Regions from separate parts of the Homo sapiens genome. Here region 1 is linked to region 2. Evidence: chromatin loops called from intact Hi-C (ENCODE). Cell type or tissue: gastrocnemius medialis. All regions are shown on one strand. Links, peaks and the distances in the headings refer to the core of each region. The heading gives the core; the rest is flanking DNA.

Region 1 (5,374 bases), core at 260-5,259, 530 kb before region 2:
AATGCAACTCCTGACCTCAGGTGATCCGCCTACCTCGGCCTCCCAAAGTGTGGGATTACAGGTGTAAGCCACCACGTCCAGCCTACTTTCTTCTTTTCACATGATAGGTATGAACTGGTAATGGAATAAAATAGGCCGGGCGCAGTGGCTCACATCTGTAATCCCAGCACTTTGGGAGGCTGAGGTGGGTGAATCACCTGAGGTCAGAAGTTCAAGACCAGCCTAGCCAACATAGCAAAACCAAGTCTCTACTAAAAATACAAAAATTAGCCAAACATGGTGGCACGTGCCTGTAATCCCAGGTATTCAGAGACTGAGGCACAAAAATCGCTTGAACCCAGGAGGCAGAGGCTGCAGTGAGCCAAGATTGCACCACTGCACTCCAGCCTGGGGGACAGAGTAAGACTCTGTCTCAAAAATAAAGCAAAATAAAATAAAATAAAATAAATCGTCATTGTATGATGATACATTTGGTACTCCAAACTATCAAGTTGTGGCCAGGTGCAGTGACTCATGCCTGTAATCCCAGCATTTTGGGAGACCAGGGTGGGTGGATCACCTGAGGTCAGGAGTTTGAAACCAGCCTGGCCAACATGGTGAAACCCCTTCTCTACTAAAAATACAAAAATTAGGTGGGCGTGATGGTGTGCACCTGTAATCCCAGCTACTCAGGAGGTTGAGACAGGAGAATGGCTTGAACCTGGGAGGTGAAGGTTGCAGTGAGCCGAGATCACACCACTGCACTCCAGCCTGGCGACAGAGCAAGACTCCATCTCAAACAACAACAACAACAACAACAAAACTATCAAGTTGTAACTTCAAAACTGAAATTTATTTATGTATTTATTTATTTTGAGACGGAGTTTCGCTCTTGTCACCCAGGCTGGAGTGCAATGGTGCGATCTCAGCTCACTGCAACCTCTGCCTCCCGGGTTCAAGCGATTCTCCTGCCTCAGCCTCCCAAGTAGCTGGAATTACAGGCCCCCGCCACCATGCCCAACTAATTTTTGTGTTTTTAGTAGAGATGGGGTTTCACCATGCTGGCCAGGCTGGTCTCAAACTCCTGACCTCAGGTGATCCATCTGCTTCGGCCTCCCAAAGTGCTGGGATTACAGGCATGAGCCACGACACCCGGCCCAAAACTGCAATTTATAGTGCACTGAGCAGCAAAGAAAAGTGACGAGAGCACCACTTACGATCTCTGTTCCAACAACTCGACTCTGCTGTTGGAACCCAAAAGCAGACACAGGCACCATGTAACAGATGAACCAGGCTACATTTCAATAAAACTCCATGTCTGCACACTGAAATTAGAATTTTAGATAACTTTAATGTGTCACAAAATAGCCTCCATTCGATTTTTTTTCATTGTGGTTCACGCCTGTAATCCTGGCCCTTTGGGAGGCCAAGGCAAGAAGATGACTTAAACCCAGGAGTTGGAGACGCAGCCTGGGCAACATCAGGAGACCCTATCTCTACAAAAAAAATTTTAAATTAGCTGAGTGTGGTGGTGCGCACCTGTAGTCCCTACCCTTTGGGAGGCTGAGGCAGGAGGATCATTTGAGGCCAGGAGCTCACTGCACTCCAGCCTGGACAACAGAGGGAGACCATATCTTGGAAAAAGAGAGAGAGAGAGAGAAAAAGAGAGATGGAGGGAGAAGGAGAGAAATGTAAAAACTTTAGAAAAACTTCAGTGCTTCTTAGTTGGTTTAAAAAAAAAAATGCCAGGCATGGTGGCTCATGACTGTAATCCCAGTACTTTGGGAGGCCGAGCAGGCGGATCGCAAGATCAAGAGATTGAGACCATCCTGGCTAACACAGTGAAACCCTGTCTCTACTAAAAATACAAAAAATTAGCCGGGCATGGTAGCGGGCGCCTATAGTCCCAGCTGCTCAGGAGGCTGAGGCAGGAGAATGGCTTGAACCCTGGAGCCGGAGCTTGCAGTGAGCCCAGATTGCGCCACTGCACTCCAGCCTGGGCGAGAGTGCAAGACTCCGACTCAAAAAAAAAAAAAAATCCTTGGGAGGCTGAGGCTGGAGGATCCCTTGAGCCCAGGAGGTTGAGGCTGCAGTGAGCTGTGATCCCACTACTGCACTCAGCCTGCATGACAGAATGAAACCCTGTCTCAATCAATCAATCAATAAGGCCGGGCACAGTGGCTCACGCCTGTAATCCCAGCACTTTGGGAGACCGAGGCGGATGGATCATTTGAGGTCAGGAGTTCAAGACCAGCTTGACCTACATAGTGAAACCCTGTCTCTACTAAAATACAAAAATTAGCCAGGTGTGGTGGCAGATGCCTGTAATCCCAGCTACTTGGGAGACTGAGGCAGGAGAATCGCTTGAACCCAGGAGGCGGAGGTTGCAGTGAGCCAAGATCACACCACTGCACTCCAGCCTGGGCGACAGAACAAGACACCCTCTGAAAGAAAGAAAAGAAAGAAAGAGAAGGAAGGAAGGAAGGAAGGAAGAAAGGAAGGAAGGAAGGAAGGAAGGAACCATTCTTGACTTGTGGGTTATACAAAAACAGGCAGGGTTCCACTCCTGGCACTAGGTTTGTTCTTGTGTTTGTTCTCTGTTCAGGGTTATGCCACGCAGAGGGTAGGAGGGGAATTAGTCCATGGTTATGTGTCCTCACAGATGACCACTGAGAAGGCCACCATGCCTAGTCGTCACGACTCTAGGCCCAGCAACTTGCTGAAGACTCTGCAGTGCTGGGGACCCAGGCATTTTTGTGAGGCTGTCCACACCCTATCTGCCTGTGAGGACTGGGCAGTCCATCTGGGGGTCTGGCTGCCTCTCCTGCGTGCTGCTGGGAGGCTAGGCCTGACTGTCATTGCTCTACGGCCACATCCCCAGCCACGCTCTTCTTTTTCTTCTTTCAGCCAGAGGGAGCCCTGAATTCATGCAGAGGAGTTTTTCTACCTTCCATCTGCTTCTGCATATCATCTTGTCTACTTAATGCCCCTCCTTCCGGATTTATAGAACAGTATGCATAATATGACCCCAACTGCATTCCAAAAAATAGATGTAGATGTAAGCTTAGAGATGCAAAGAAACTTTTTGAGAGAATTCACTATGCTTCTCGCGGGTGGTGACACAGTTCAAGGAGGTTCCATGGGGTGTAATGTTTATCTTTCTCTTTTGTCCTTCTGATCATTGAAATGATGCTTTGTGTGTGTGAACATGTATTACTTTTATAATTAAAATAGAAAAATTAATTTGAATGGGACAAATGCTCGAAGTCAAAGTCACCTGTTATAACTGCTGTCACTAACAGGGCAACTGTTTGAAAATGCTGCAGAAACATGAGAAATGTTCATGAAGTGACCCTGTGGAGGCTTCCGGTCACAGGATCATGTGAGCGCCACGATCACCCCAGGGGTGGAGCAGATGCTAAGTGTTCACCACACCCAATTCTCTTCCTGGACACACAGGAAGATGACATTTCCAGTGACATGCCCCACCTCTAGGCCCTAGTCTTTTTTTTATTTAAAGGTCTGAGTCTTGTTCTGTCACCCAGGCTGGAGTGCAGTGCTGTGATCATGACTCACTGCAGCCTCAACCTCCTGTGCTCAAACAATCCTCCCACCTCAGCCTCCCTAATAGCTGATGTCATATAGGCATGAGCCAGTGTGCCTGGCTCAGGCCCTACCCTTAAAAGCATCCCACCTGATTCACCAGCCCCCTTCTCTCTCTCAGTAAACTTGGAAACCACGCATTCCAGATGGTATAATTTACAGCATGATGGAAAAAGCCAGCTCTCCATGGGAAGCTGGCCAGTCTTCATTGGAGTACATTTTTATTGCATGAAGCCAATGAGACTTGATATTGTTTAACTCTGTGGTTTCCAAAGTGCGGTCCTTTTGAAGTATCCATAAAGTCTACACTAGGTTCACGGTAATATTAAGATGTTATTTGTCAGCTGGGCACGGTGGCTCACGCCTATAATCTCAGCACTTTGGGAGGCCAAGGCAAATGGATAATGAGGTCAGGAGTTTCAGACCAGCCTGGCCAACATGGTGAAACCCAGTCTCTACTAAAAATACAAAAATTACCTGGGTGTGGTGATGCATGCCTGTAATCCCAGCTACTCAGGAGGAGGCTGAGGCAGGAGAATTGCTTGAATCCGGGAGGCAGAGATTGCAGTGAGCTGAAATCTCACCACTGCACTCCAGCCTGGGTGATGGAGCAAGACACTGTCTCAAAAAAAAAAAAAAAGATATTATTTGTCTTTCATGAGTGTACAGTGGGATTTTCCAGAGGCTACATGACATGTGTTTTTTTATTTTGTTTTTTATACTGACAGAGGGGTCTTGCTATGTTGCCCAGACTGGTCTTCCAACTCCTGGCCTCAAGTGATCCTCCCGCCTTCACCTCCCAAAGTGCTGGGATTATAGGTGTGAGCCACTGCGCCTGGCTGTTTGTGACATGTGATGTTGAAACAGGTTGAGTATAGAAGCAGATATGGGAATTAAACCAGAATATTAAACCAGACATTGAAGAGATTTGCAAAAAATACAAAACAATACCACTGTTTTCACTTTCTTTTTGGTTTGGAAAAATGTAGTTATTTTTCATTAAAAGTATGTTGTGTTGGCTGGGCACAGTGGCTCATGCCTGTAATCTCAACGCTGGGAGACTGAGGTGGGAGGATCACTTGAGATCAGGAGTTCGAGACCAGCCTGACCAACATAATGAAACCCCATCTCTACTAACAATATAAAAATTAGCTGGGCTGGCTGAGCGCGGTGGCTCACGCCTGTAATCCCAGCACTTTGGGAGGCCAAGGCGGGCGGATCATGAGGTCAGGAGATCGAGACCATCCTGGCTAACATGGTGAAACCCCATCTCTACTAAAAATACAAAAAATTAGCTGGGCGAGGTGGCGGGCGCCTGTAGTCCCAGCTGCTCAGGAGGCTGAGGCAGGAGAATGGCGTGAACCCAGCGGGCAGAGCCTGCAGTGAGCAGAGATCGCGCCACTGCACTCCAGCCTGGGCGACAGCAAGACTCCGTCTCAAAAAAAAAAAAAAAAAATAACTGGGCTTGGTGGCATGCGCCTATAATCCCAGCTACTTGAGAGGCTGAAGCAGAAGAATTGCTTGCACCTGGGAGGGGCAGGTTGCAGTGAGCCAAGATCGCACCACTGCACTCCAGCCTGGGCAACAGAGCAAGACACCTTCACCTTCTCAAAAAAAAAAAAAGTTGTGTTAACATGTAATGGTTTCATGATATCATTTTAAATAAATTAATAAACATGTAAACATTTTCTCTGTTTTAATTTCTCACATGGTAAATATTAATGGTGTGAACCAAAAAGTGACTGAGGCATCTCAATCAATTTAGAGGTTTATCTTGCCAAGGTTGAGGACA
Region 2 (5,374 bases), core at 166-5,165:
GTTGCCTGGGCTGGTCTTGAACTCCTGGCCTCAAACGATCCTCCCGCCTCAGCCTCCCAAAGTGCTGGGATTACAGGTGTGAGCCACCATGCCTGGCCAGAAATTGCTTTTTAAGCAAGCTTTGTCTTTGGGGAAAATTGACAGGGAAGGGAATGGTAAAGTTTGTTTATACTCATTATTTTTCCTGAATAGTGTTATGTTCAATCTGAAAGCACTATAATTAATGGGATTATGAAAGTTGCAGATACCAGGATGAAACCGCTTTTGTCAAAATAGGACAAGGAAGGTGTGAAGTAGAGGAAGCTCATGCTTACATGTCTGAGATAAGAACTGTTTCCAAGGATTTTCTAAAAACCCCACCGGAGGCCAGGAGTGGTGACTCACATCTGCAATCCCAGCACTTTGGGAGGCTGAGGCGGGTGGATCACTTGAGGTCAGGAGTTCAAGACGAGTCTGGCCAACATGGTGAAACCCCGTCTCTACTGAAAACACAAAAATTGGCCGGGCATGGTGGTTAATTTTTGTCCCAGCTAATCAGGAGGCTGAGGCAGGAGAATTGCTCGAACCTCGGAGGTGGAGATTGCAGTGAGCCAAGATCATGCCACTGTACTCTAGCCTGGGTGACAGAGTGAGACTCCATCTCAAAAAATAAATAAATAAATAAATAAAAACCCACTAGAAATCCCTTCATGTCTTTCTTGAATTACCTGCTTTGCATGGCTTGCATGTTTTGCATATGTATATATATTTCTATGACAAAAGTTTATCAGTAGACATTTTGGTTTTCTTTTTCTTTTTTTTGGAGACAGGGCCTTGCTCTGTCACCCAGGCTGGAGTACAGTTGCACAATCATGGCTCACTGCTGCATCGAACTCTTGGACTCCCAATGATTCTTCTGCTTAAGCCTCCCAGAGTGGCTGGGACTGCAGGCACCTTCCATCACTCCTGGCTAGTTAAAAAATATATATATATTTTTGGTAGAGATGGGATCTTGCTATGTTGCCCAGGCTGGTCCCAAACTCCTGGCCTTGAGTGATCCTCCTGCCTTGGCCTCCCAAAGTGATGGGATTACAGGTGTGAGCCACCTTGCCTGGCATAGACATTTTTTAGGACTATTGTAATTCAGATAAAATGCTCTGGAAAGAATACTTGCCCAGTAATGGCATCTCCACCAGTGAACTGAAGACAACTCTGGCTTTGATCCTCTAGGAAACTCATGAACTCTTTTTTTTCTTTTTTGGAGATGAGTCTCGCTCTGTCACCAGGCTGGAATGCAGTGGCGTGATCTCTCACTGCAACCTCTGCCTCCCGGGTTCAAGCGATTCTCCTGCCTCAGCTTCCTGAGTAGCTGCGACTACAGGCATGCGCCGCCACACCCAGCTAATTTTTGTATTTTTAGTAGAGACGGGGTTTCACCATGTTGGCCAGGATGGTCTTGATCTCTTTACCTCGTGATCCGCCTGCCTTGGCCTCCCAAAGTGCTAGGATTACAGGCATGAGCCACTGTGTCTGGCCATGAACTCTGTTTCTAAGCAACTTATATAAATCTCTCCCTTTCTGCCAATAAAAGCTTCCTTTTCCCCTTCTGTCACCAGATGTACTTGTGGCTTGCCCTTCTGTGCATCCTGGATTATAATCCTTTTCTCTCATTCTCAAATAAACTCAACATGTTTGGAGGTATTTTTCTTTAATGTCTTTTTTTTTTAAGGTTAACAGGATATTATGTCCATGTAACTGAAGTTAAGGTTATTATTTTTTATTTTTTGAGATGGAATCTCACTCTGTTGCCCAGGCTGGAGGGCAGTGGTGCGATCTTGGCTAACTGCAACCTCTGCCTCCCTGGTTTGAGTGATTCTCCTGCTTCAGCCTCCCGAGTAGCTGGGATTGCAGGTGCACACCACCATGCCTGGCTAATTTTTTTATTTTTAGTAGAGACAGGGTTTCATCATGTTGGCCAGGCTGGTCTGGAACTCCTGATCTCAGGTGATCCTCCTGCCTTGGCCTCCCAAAGTGCTGGGATTATAGGCATGAGCCACCTCGCCCAGCCAAGGTTACTGTCTAAGAAATTGAGCGTAATAGAGGAGACCAGCCCTTAAAAGGAATGGTAGAAGAGATTGGAAATGAGTGACTAAAGTGGTGATGTGGGTGTGATCTCAGGGTGGGGTGAGTGGTTGTGGCAGTAACTGGGAAAGGCATGGGGGCTGCCTAGTTTTTCTCAGAGGAGCCTCCTTAGAGGCAGGGTGTGTCAGGCACCTCTGACTGAGTGCCAGAGGAAGTTGCCAGACCAACCACCCTACAAGAGGCTGTCCTCTTGGCTACCACAGTGGTAAGTATTCAGTCACACCTTACTAAGCAGCCTCTAAAGGTCATGTACCTGGCTCAGTGCTAGAAATCTGGCAGTGAACTAAGCAGCCACACTCCTGTTCTTGTAGAGCTTGTTGTCCTGGTGGTCTCCAGGAGGAGCTGAGGATTGAACAAGAAACTACAGCAGTCAGTGTGGACACATGGAGTGTAACTGAGCTGCAGAGAAATGTAGGGTGTTTGGAAAGCATGGGACCAGGGACCTGAATTTGATTTTCTGTAGGGACGTATCTTCACAAAGGGGGCATTCAAGGACAAGGGGACCTTAGCATGGGCATGCATGACTGAGTTGGAGGAGTATTCCAGACAGAACTGCAAGTGGGCAGGCCCCAGGGAAGCAGACAGTTTGGTGTGGGAGACTTTAAAGGAAGGCCAGGGTGGCCGGGCACAGTGGCTCACACCTGTAATCCCAGCTCTTTGGAAGGCCAAAGTGGGTGGATCACCTGAGGTCAGGAGTTAGCTGGGTGTGGTGGTGGGTGCCTGTAATCCCAGCTACTCGGGAGGCTGAGGCAGGAGGCTGAACCTGGGAGGTGGAGGTTGCAGTGAGCTAAGATTGCGCCACTGCACTCCAGCCTGGGCAACAGAGTGAGACTCCATCTCAAAAAAAAAAAAAAAAAAAAAAAGGGAATGCCAGGGTGGCCAGGGCCGAGAGGGAGGGTGAGAGAGACACAGGTGAGGGTGAGGCTGGAGAGGTGGGTAGGGACTGATCATGCAGGGCCTTGTGGGCCATTAGAAAGGTTTAGGATTTTTCCTAAAGTCAGTGGGAAGCCATTGAAAGGTATAAACGGGGGAGTGGTATTATCAGAGTTGCCTTTTTAGGATCCCATGCTGGCAGAATGGATAGGAAGGGGCAAGTGTAGATTTTGGGAGACACATTTGGGGGCTGTGCTAAAGTCCTGGCAACAGATGAGCGGAGGGTTTCTGGTGCGCAGTTGTGGCCATTGGCATGTAGTAAAGCATGTGGGTTAGTTATATTTTGAAGGTTATTTCAATAGAAGTCAGTGATGGATTGAATGTGGGGAATGTGGGTTAAGAATGAGTAATTGGGAGACTGGAGATGCTATTAATGAAATGGGAAAGATTTTCTTTCTACATATTGGACTGGTTAACATGTTCTCTTCCTTTAGACCTTGGATCAGAGATTATTTCTTTTTAAAATTATTTTTATTTAAAAATTAAAAAAAAATTTTTTTTGAGACAGGGTCTTGCTCTGTCACCCAGGTTGGAGTGCAGTGGCATGATCATGGCTCACTGCAGCCTCAACCTCCCAGGCCCAAGTGATCCTCCAACTTCATCCTCCCAAGTAGCTGAGACTACAGGTGCTAATTTTTTTTTTTTTTTTTTTTTTTATATAGAGTCTTGCTGTGTCACCCAGGCTGGAGTGCAGTGGCACAATGTCAGCTCACTTCATCTCCTGGGTTCAAGTGATTCTCTTGCCTCAGCCTCCTGAGTAGCTGGGATTACAGGCGCATGCCACCACGTCTGGCTAATTTTTGTATTTTTAGTAGAGATGGGGTTTCACCATATTGGCCAGGCTAGTCTTGAACTCCTGACCTCGAGTGATCCACCCACCTCGTCCTCCCAAAGCACTAGGATTACAGACATGAACCACCGTGCCCAGCCCAATTTTTGCATTTTTTGTAGAGATGGGGTTTCACCATGTTGCCCAGGCTGATCTTGAACTCCTGAGTTCAAGCAATCTGTCCACCTTGGCCTCCCAAAGTGTTGGGATTATAGGCGTGAGGCACCTTGCCTGGCCTAGTTTTATTTTTATTTTCAAACAGGGTCTCACTGTCACCCAGGCTGGAGTGCAGTGGTATGATATCAGCTCAGCTCGGCAACCTCTGCCTCCCAGGCTCTAGTGATCTCACCTCAGCCTCCCTAGGAGCTGGTACTACAGGCATGCACTACCACTCCTGGCTAATTTTTATGTTTCTGTAGAGATGAGGTCTTGCCATGTTACCCAGGCTAATCTCCAACTCCAAGCTGATCTCCCATCTCCAACTCAAGCGATCTCCCCACCATGGCCTCCTTAGTGCTAAGATAACTGGCGTGAGCCATTGCCTGTCTTTTTATTATTTTTATTTTTTGTAAAGATGGGATTTTGCTATGTTGGTCAGGCTGGTGTTGAACTCATGGCCTCAAGCAATCCGCCCACCTCAGCCTCCCAAGTAACCGGGACTATAGGCATGTGCCACCACCCCCAGCTAATTTTATTTATTTTTTTATTATTTTTGGGTAGAGATGGAGTTTTGCCATGTTGTCCAGGCTTGTCTCAAACTCCTGAGCTCAAGCAATCCATCTGTCTCATCCTCCCAAAGCACTGGAATTATAGCATGAGCTACCATGCCTGGCCTCTTTGTGACTGTTTAGAGGAGACCATATTTGGTTAGAATAAATCATATTAGGCTGGGCATGGTGGCTCATGCCTGTAATCCCAGCACTTTGGGAGGCCGAGGTGGGCGGATCACGAGGTCAGGAGTTCAAGACCAGCCTGGCCAATATGGCAAAGCCCCATTTCTACTAAAAATACAAAAATTAGCTGGGCATGGTGGCGCATGCCTGTAGTGCCAGCTACTCTACTCGGGAGGCTGAGGCAGAAGAATTGCTTGAACCCGGGAGGCAGAGGTTGCAGTGAGCCAAGATTGCACCACTGCACCACTCTAGCCTGGGCAACAGAGCAAGACTCTGTTTAAAAAAAAAACAAAAACATAATATTAGCAGTAGTTTTCTTTGGGACGTGAGATTCTGATTTTCTTTTTTCCTCCTGTTGGCTCTCCCTTCAGAGTATTTCTAGAATGTGACCACTTCTCAACACCTTCACTACCAGCTCCAGGGTCTGAGGGAGCCACCATCATCTTTCATGTTGATTACAGAATCGCCTTCTCTCTGGTCTTCCTGCATCTGTGCCCCCGGATAGTCCACTCTTAGTGCAGCAGTCATAATGATCATGTAAAAATATGAGACAGTTCATGCAGAGCTAATGAAATTCTCAGCGTATCCTACAAGGCTC

The links. Peaks named below come from ENCODE experiments on the same cell type or tissue, not always from the same donor. Only the 100,000 strongest peaks of a DNase experiment are listed, where the experiment ranks them.
Region 1: it touches region 2 in a loop (7-fold over the local background); 2 of 110 quality-filtered maps call a loop at or near these places.

What each region holds. Positions count from the first base shown.
Region 1 is chr16:67,501,139-67,506,512 of GRCh38, forward strand. ATP6V0D1-DT (ATP6V0D1 divergent transcript) reads left to right here. Exons shown (of 4, transcript NR_184227.1): 4 at 2,887-5,265. Among named protein-coding and RNA genes, the nearest start is that of AGRP, 20 kb to the left of the region's middle. RefSeq lists an enhancer at 3,590-3,699. In gastrocnemius medialis, for the core only: no CTCF peak of the experiment used is centred there; a DNase peak (open chromatin) is centred at 3,383; H3K27ac peaks cover 828 bases.
Region 2 is chr16:68,029,948-68,035,321 of GRCh38, forward strand. The region is part of intron 2 of DUS2 (dihydrouridine synthase 2); the gene reads left to right. Among named protein-coding and RNA genes, the nearest start is that of DUS2, 9.4 kb to the left of the region's middle. In gastrocnemius medialis, for the core only: no CTCF peak of the experiment used is centred there; no DNase peak of the experiment used is centred there.